Regions from separate parts of the Homo sapiens genome. Here region 1 is linked to region 2. The links are chromatin contacts, found by Hi-C in ENCODE. All regions are on one chromosome and are shown on one strand. The core of a region is the stretch at or near the end of the contact, and the rest is flanking DNA. Distances in the headings are between cores, read along the strand shown. Region 1 holds the start of ECPAS (Ecm29 proteasome adaptor and scaffold). Region 2 holds the start of RAD23B (RAD23 nucleotide excision repair protein B).

Region 1 (2,800 bases), core at 41-2,540, 4.2 Mb after region 2:
TTCTATAACTCAACCAGCCGTCGGGGACCCGGGGCCAGGCGGGGTCAGACGGGACGGGCGGACACTGCCCGTCACCCCGGGGCTCCGGCCCTCCCGCCAGCCGAGGCTCAGTGGGCAGGGGGCTGGGCTCCCCCGACCCCGGGCCAGGGCGGATCGCGGGCAGAGGTGGCTCCGCCCGGGGCTCCGGTTTCAATTTCGCAACGTGACGGTGCAAACCTGAGGCCTACAAACGCCAGCGGCGACGGTCCGCGCCCCGCCCGTCCGCCAGGCCCGGGCTCCCCAGCTCCCCGTACGCCGCGGCCGCCGCCCGCCCACCGGGCCTGGCGCCCCAGCCCTCATGCGGCCGCCGGCCCCCGGCACCGCGCGGCGCCCGTTCCGGCTCGCGGCCGCAGGTTCGGCCGCGGCACTTACTCAGCTCATCCTGGGAGGCGGAGGCGGCGGCCGCAGCCATGTTGCGCCGGGGAGGGAACGAGGGAGGGGCTGGGGGGGCAGGGCGCGGCCGGGGGGCTCGCGGCTCGCGGTGCGGCAGGGGCCGCGAGCCGCCTCCGTTCACTCGGCGCGGACCGCGCTGTGCCCCGAGGCCCGCCCGCCGCCGCCGCCTGCGTCCTCCGCGTCGCGAGCGTCGCCCTTCGCTGCCCCCGCGAGCTCGCGACTCGGGCGCTCCCGCAGCCTCGCGCCTCTGCGGAGCCGCTGCCGCTGCCGCCGCCGCCGTCTGTGCGGCCGAATCCCCGTGCGCCAGGCCCGCGCGGCGGCTCTGCGACTCCGCGCCGCGCTCGCCCAACTCACGCCGGTTTTATATTTAGAAAGAGCTGAGCCATCCTCCCAGCGGCCCCCCCGCCGGGCCCCTCGCGCGCCCGCCCGCCCTCGCTCGCTCGCGGCTCGTCCTGCCCACCTGTCGCCGCCCGCCCCGCGTGCGCTCCCCGCGCGGACTCGACACGCGGCGGCCTGTGCGGGCGGCCCGGCCTAACCGCGCCGCCGCGCGCGCAGGGCCAGTCCCCCGCGGCCCGGGGGCGGGCCTCTGACCTGAGTCGGAGCCGGTCTCCATGCCGCGGACGCTGCGCTCGGCGCCGCGAGGTGAGGGCTGTAGAGCGAGGCGTTCGGCGGGCCGGGCCCCGGGGAGCCGCGCGCCGCAGTCCGTGAGGGGCTGGGCCGAGCGGGCCCGGGCTGCCCTAGCGGCCGGGGGAAATCCTCGAGGCGGGGCCGGAGCGCCCTTTTCCGAGGTCTGCGGCTGTCACGTTGGCTGGGCCCGACCTGGGGAAACACGCCTGTCCAAAGGAAGAGACGTGGACTCAGAAAAGTAGAGCCGGGCTCGGAGTCGGCGGGAGGAAGCCCCGCCCTGCGCCTCCCGCCGAACTTCTCGGCCCCGGCGCTGACTCAGTCCCGGACGAGCCCCTGCGCCGCAGCGGCCCCCGACAGCCCAGTTCTGGTGTGGAGGTGGCTGGTGCTCCCAAAACGGCTAGCGGGAGCAGGGGGTCCACTCAGCCCTGCAAAAGTTAGATAAGGCAAGATTCCTAAAGTTCACATGGAAGTATCTATGCCTATGTGAGCTCTGAGATTTTGTTCAGATACCCTATGTTCTTTTCGGTAACTAGAGTGATTTATTTTCGATATGCTGATTTTAACTTTCTGCCTTCGCTTTGTCCGTGAGGTCATGTACACTTGCAAAATGAAATTCAAATTCAGGGGTTGCATAATTGCTGTACTTTAAGTGATGGTACTGTCATAACAAATTAGATACAAGATCAGATACTTTTTTTATATAAGAAGAAATCAAGTCTTAAATAGATTGAAATTGCATTTATTCCTTAAAGCAGAAATCTATAAAGCCCTAAGTAATGTCTTAAAAATGGAATATATGTCATTCCTGTTGTAACATAGGCCAAGTACAAGGTACAACACTGAAGACATTTTTATTTCCTTTATTGTTTTTGTTATAGAAATTATACATGATCTTGGGCCGGGCGCGGTGGCTCACGCCTGTAATCCCAGCTCTTTCGGAGGCTTAGGCGGGTGGATCACGAGGTCAGGAGTTCGAGACCAGCCTGGCCAACATGGTGAAACCCTGTCTCTAATTAAAAAATACAAAAATTAGCTGGGCGTGGAGGCGCGCGCCTGTAATCCCAACTACTCGGGAGGCTGAGGTAGGAGAATCGCTTGAACCCGGGAGGCGGAGCTTGCAGTGAGCCGAGATCGCACCACTGCACTCCAGCCTGGGGGACAGAGCGAGACTCCGTCTCAAAAAGAAAAAAAAAAGAAAAATTATACATAATTTTTGTAAAAAAAAAATGCAAATGATTTGGAGTATCATAAAATTAAAAGTGAAAGTCCTTCCTCCTAGCCCCACCATCCCACTCTGCAGAGAAATTATGACTAACAGTTACAGTTAAGTGTGCAGAAGACCTTTTCTCTGGACATATATATACAGCCCCATGTATGGCTTTGATGGGGACAGGTTTCTACAATAAAGTTCTGGATCAATTATTCCTTCACACACATTGTTCCATGTTAATTCAAAACACTGCACTACCATCACCCTTTTTTGTTTGTAACTTCATACTACACTAAGTTAACCAACCCCTTTTTTCATGTATGCTCCTCTTTTATTTGATGTTGCCTCCAAAATAAATACACAATGAACTACTTACAAACAATAGAGAGGTGTATACAGGTCTTCTCCCAACTGCATACCCACCATCCCCCCTCATCCCACTCATGCCCATAAATAATCCCTATTAACAGTTTGGTGCATTCAACCTTTCCTTACTGTTTCCGTGACTATAGAAAGTAGCTGCACCAAAGA
Region 2 (3,025 bases), core at 285-2,784:
TTGAGCCCAGGAGTTCAAGACCAGCCCTGGCAACATAGGGAGAACATATCTGTACAAAAAAATAAAATATCAGCTGGGAAGCAGTGGTGTGTGTCTGTGGTCCCAGCTACTCAAGAGGCTGAGGTGGAAGGATCTCTTGAGCTCAGGAGGTTGACGCTGCAGTGAGCCGTGTTTGTGCTACAGCGCTCCAGCGTGGATGACAGTCAGACGCTTTAAAAAAATAAGAATAATCTTTAAAACAAAAAACAGGGGAATAGTGGCACACCCTGGGACACAGACTCTGGAGTCATTCTGTCTGAGGTCACATTGTGGATTTGCCATTTACTACTGGCTGGGTTATTCCAGGTGCATTACTCAACATCTCTGTACTTCAGTTTTCTATCTGTAAACGGACTTTCTACTAATAGCTAACTGCTTACAGACTGTTTATCATGATTTTACATACAATATTCAACTTCCCCCTCCAATAATCAATGAGTGACATTATTATTCTCATTCTACTGCTGAGGATCCAGAAGCACATTCACCCATTCCACAAATATTTACCGTGCACCTGCAATGTGCCAGGCATGTTCATGGGTGAACACAGCAAAATCTTTGCCTCTGTGCAGCTTCAGTCTGGGGTTCACAGGAAAAGGAGAAAGATGATAAACAAGAGATACGTACATTACAGGGTAATTATAAAGGGATACCCGCTATACAAGAAAACAGAGCAGGATAACAGAGATAGGAAGTTGGGATTTTAAGTAAGGCAGCCAGAACAGACCTCACCAAGAAGGCAATATCTGAGCAAGGATGTTAAGGGAGCCGGGGGCAACCTAGAATCCACCAGTGGGGAGAGTAAGGCGACTCGGAGAAAGGCGAGGGGCTAATGCATCCGTTCTAATAACTCTGACTTTAACTCGGGGCTAGATGGGGAAACACTGGACAGTTCTACCCCGAGGTGTGACAGAACTTGACCTTCATTTTAAATCGGTCCATCTGTTTAGGCTAGTGAGAAAAAACAATATTTGAACTCGGGCAGTCCAGCTCAGGAGTCTGTGCTGTCGGGATTAAAGAATCAGTCGACACCCCCAGGGCTGAGCCCCGCAGCAAGCGCCCCGCGGGTGCTGGCCCCCAGACTGTGGTTACCGCCATCCTTTCACTTAAACTCCGCCCCGATTACTCCCCCGCTCCAGGGCTCCGCATCCACTCTGCCGGGTCTCCACGAAGCGCTTCCCGGGCTACACATTGCGTAACTTCGGCAGCCGGGCGGAGCCTGCACAGAGGCGGAGCCGCGGCAGCCGGAGAGAACGCCCCAGCAATAGTCGCTAGGAGGAAGCCCCAGGAGCCCTTGCCGCCCACGGAACGCGCCTGCGTAATCCGGGTCCAGGCCGCCGACATTCCAGGACCGCCTTCCGCCCCGCCCCCAATTCTGGGGCGGAGTCCTCGGCCGCGCCGGCGCAAAGCGTCGCCGCACCCCACGCCTGCGCGCTTCGCCCGCCCGGCCCCATCCCCCCAGGTTTTTCGCGTGGGGGAGGGGGCACGTCTCGGCGAGTCACGATGATGGCGGCCACCATCCTGTGGTGAGCTAGCGGATTCCCTGCTTGTCTCGCCGACCCCCTCGCGCCTTCTGCAGACTCCGTGGCTGGCGCTCGGCGCGTGAGGAAGCACGGCGGCCCGAGTTCGCGGGGAAGGCCGCAGTCGCGGAGGCAGCGGCGCGGTCCGGGGCACGGGCTGGGGGAGAGGCCGCTCCGCTGGGCGAATGTGACAAGCCCCCACCCCCACCGCCTTCCTCCCCAGAGCGCGAGGAGCGCGGGCGACCCCGGGGCCCCGCCAGGCCACAGACCCCGCCCAGCGGCCAGCACCCGGCGCAGGCCCGGCAGCCGAGCTGCGCGGCGGCACCATGCAGGTCACCCTGAAGACCCTCCAGCAGCAGACCTTCAAGATAGACATTGACCCCGAGGAGACGGTATGCGCGCGGGCCGGGGGCAGGGGCAGCCGCGTGCGGGCCGCGGGGAGCGCCAGGAGCTCGTGGGGCCGGGCGGCGCGCTCCAGCGGGGGAAGCCCCGGAGGGCGCGATGAGGGCCCTGGGTCCTGGTGCCGGCCCTGGCGGCGTACAGCGGAGCCGATCCTCCTGTCTTGGCCGTGGGCTTTGTGGCAGGAGAATGGGGAAGCAGTGGCCGGACGCCGAAGGCCTGGTGGCAGATGGCGTGGAGCGCACGCCCGCGGGCCTGGGCCTAGGAGCTCGTGCTAGCGGGGCCGGAGGGGGATGGGAAGGTCCAGGCCGTCTCAGCCGTAGAGCCTGGCTTTCTGGTATGGGTGCACAGGTGGGGGAGGGAGACGTAGGCGTCGCCACTACCCCTGTGTGGACCTGGTTAGCCGCTTAGTTCCCAGAGTTGGTAACCCGAGAAGATGAGCCTTAAGAAAAAAAAAAGTATCAGGTTCCGTTTGCCGCCGAGAGGTGAGTGGTGGTGAAAATGAATTTGCCCCTTTCCCCTCAGAATTGTTTACCCTTTTATTTGCAAATGAATCGTTCTGCTGCCTTCCTCCCGCCACCAAACCCACACCCTTGCGTAGATTGCACTTTGAGGCCTCTTTGGTGATGGTTTTAGCTGTTAGAGCTCTTCACAGCCATCCAGGCTCAAACTAAACTTCAGATTTAACGGGTTTTCTGTGTTAGAAATCTTGGAATTGTAGGAGTTGGAACGCTGCAGCCACCCTCCCCCGATGCCCCAAACAGTAGCAGTTCAAGGGGGAAAAAAGAAAAAAAAAACAAAAAACAACAACTTTGAATCCTTTCTGCAGTTAAAGCCTTAAACATTTCAGAAGTCCACATTATACATTTTTCTGTATTTGTGACTGCATAAAGAGACACTGTTGAGGTCAGTACAACTTTATGCCAAGAATCTAAAAACGCTGTGAGTGTAAATTTACTGCTTATGTTCGGAAATACACCGCCAAGATTGTCATAATACTAAGTTTAAACCAGCAGCTTTCTGCCCAACTCTATTTTTAAAAGTAGTTGATTCTATTTTGGGTGGAG

The links. A loop is a pair of places that touch in the nucleus more often than their neighbours do. Pooled maps may share reads with other maps.
Region 1: a map of naive thymus-derived CD4-positive, alpha-beta T cell shows a loop between it and region 2 (27-fold over the local background). The contact joins the promoter of ECPAS here to the promoter of RAD23B in region 2. A Hi-C loop is called at or near these places in 2 of 168 maps with a recorded cell type or tissue (CD4-positive, alpha-beta memory T cell and naive thymus-derived CD4-positive, alpha-beta T cell), 2 of 37 single-sample maps with no recorded cell type and 9 of 50 pooled maps.

What each region holds. Positions count from the first base shown.
Region 1 is chr9:111,483,093-111,485,892 of GRCh38, forward strand. ECPAS (Ecm29 proteasome adaptor and scaffold) reads right to left here and starts at 1,291. Exons shown (of 50, transcript NM_001364929.1): 1 at 1,024-1,291. RefSeq lists silencers at 1-340, 611-730, 851-1,390.
Region 2 is chr9:107,281,745-107,284,769 of GRCh38, forward strand. It overlaps RAD23B (RAD23 nucleotide excision repair protein B), which reads left to right and starts at 1,535. Exons shown (of 10, transcript NM_002874.5): 1 at 1,535-1,951. The coding sequence starts at 1,886. RefSeq lists an enhancer at 864-1,023 and a silencer at 1,514-2,073.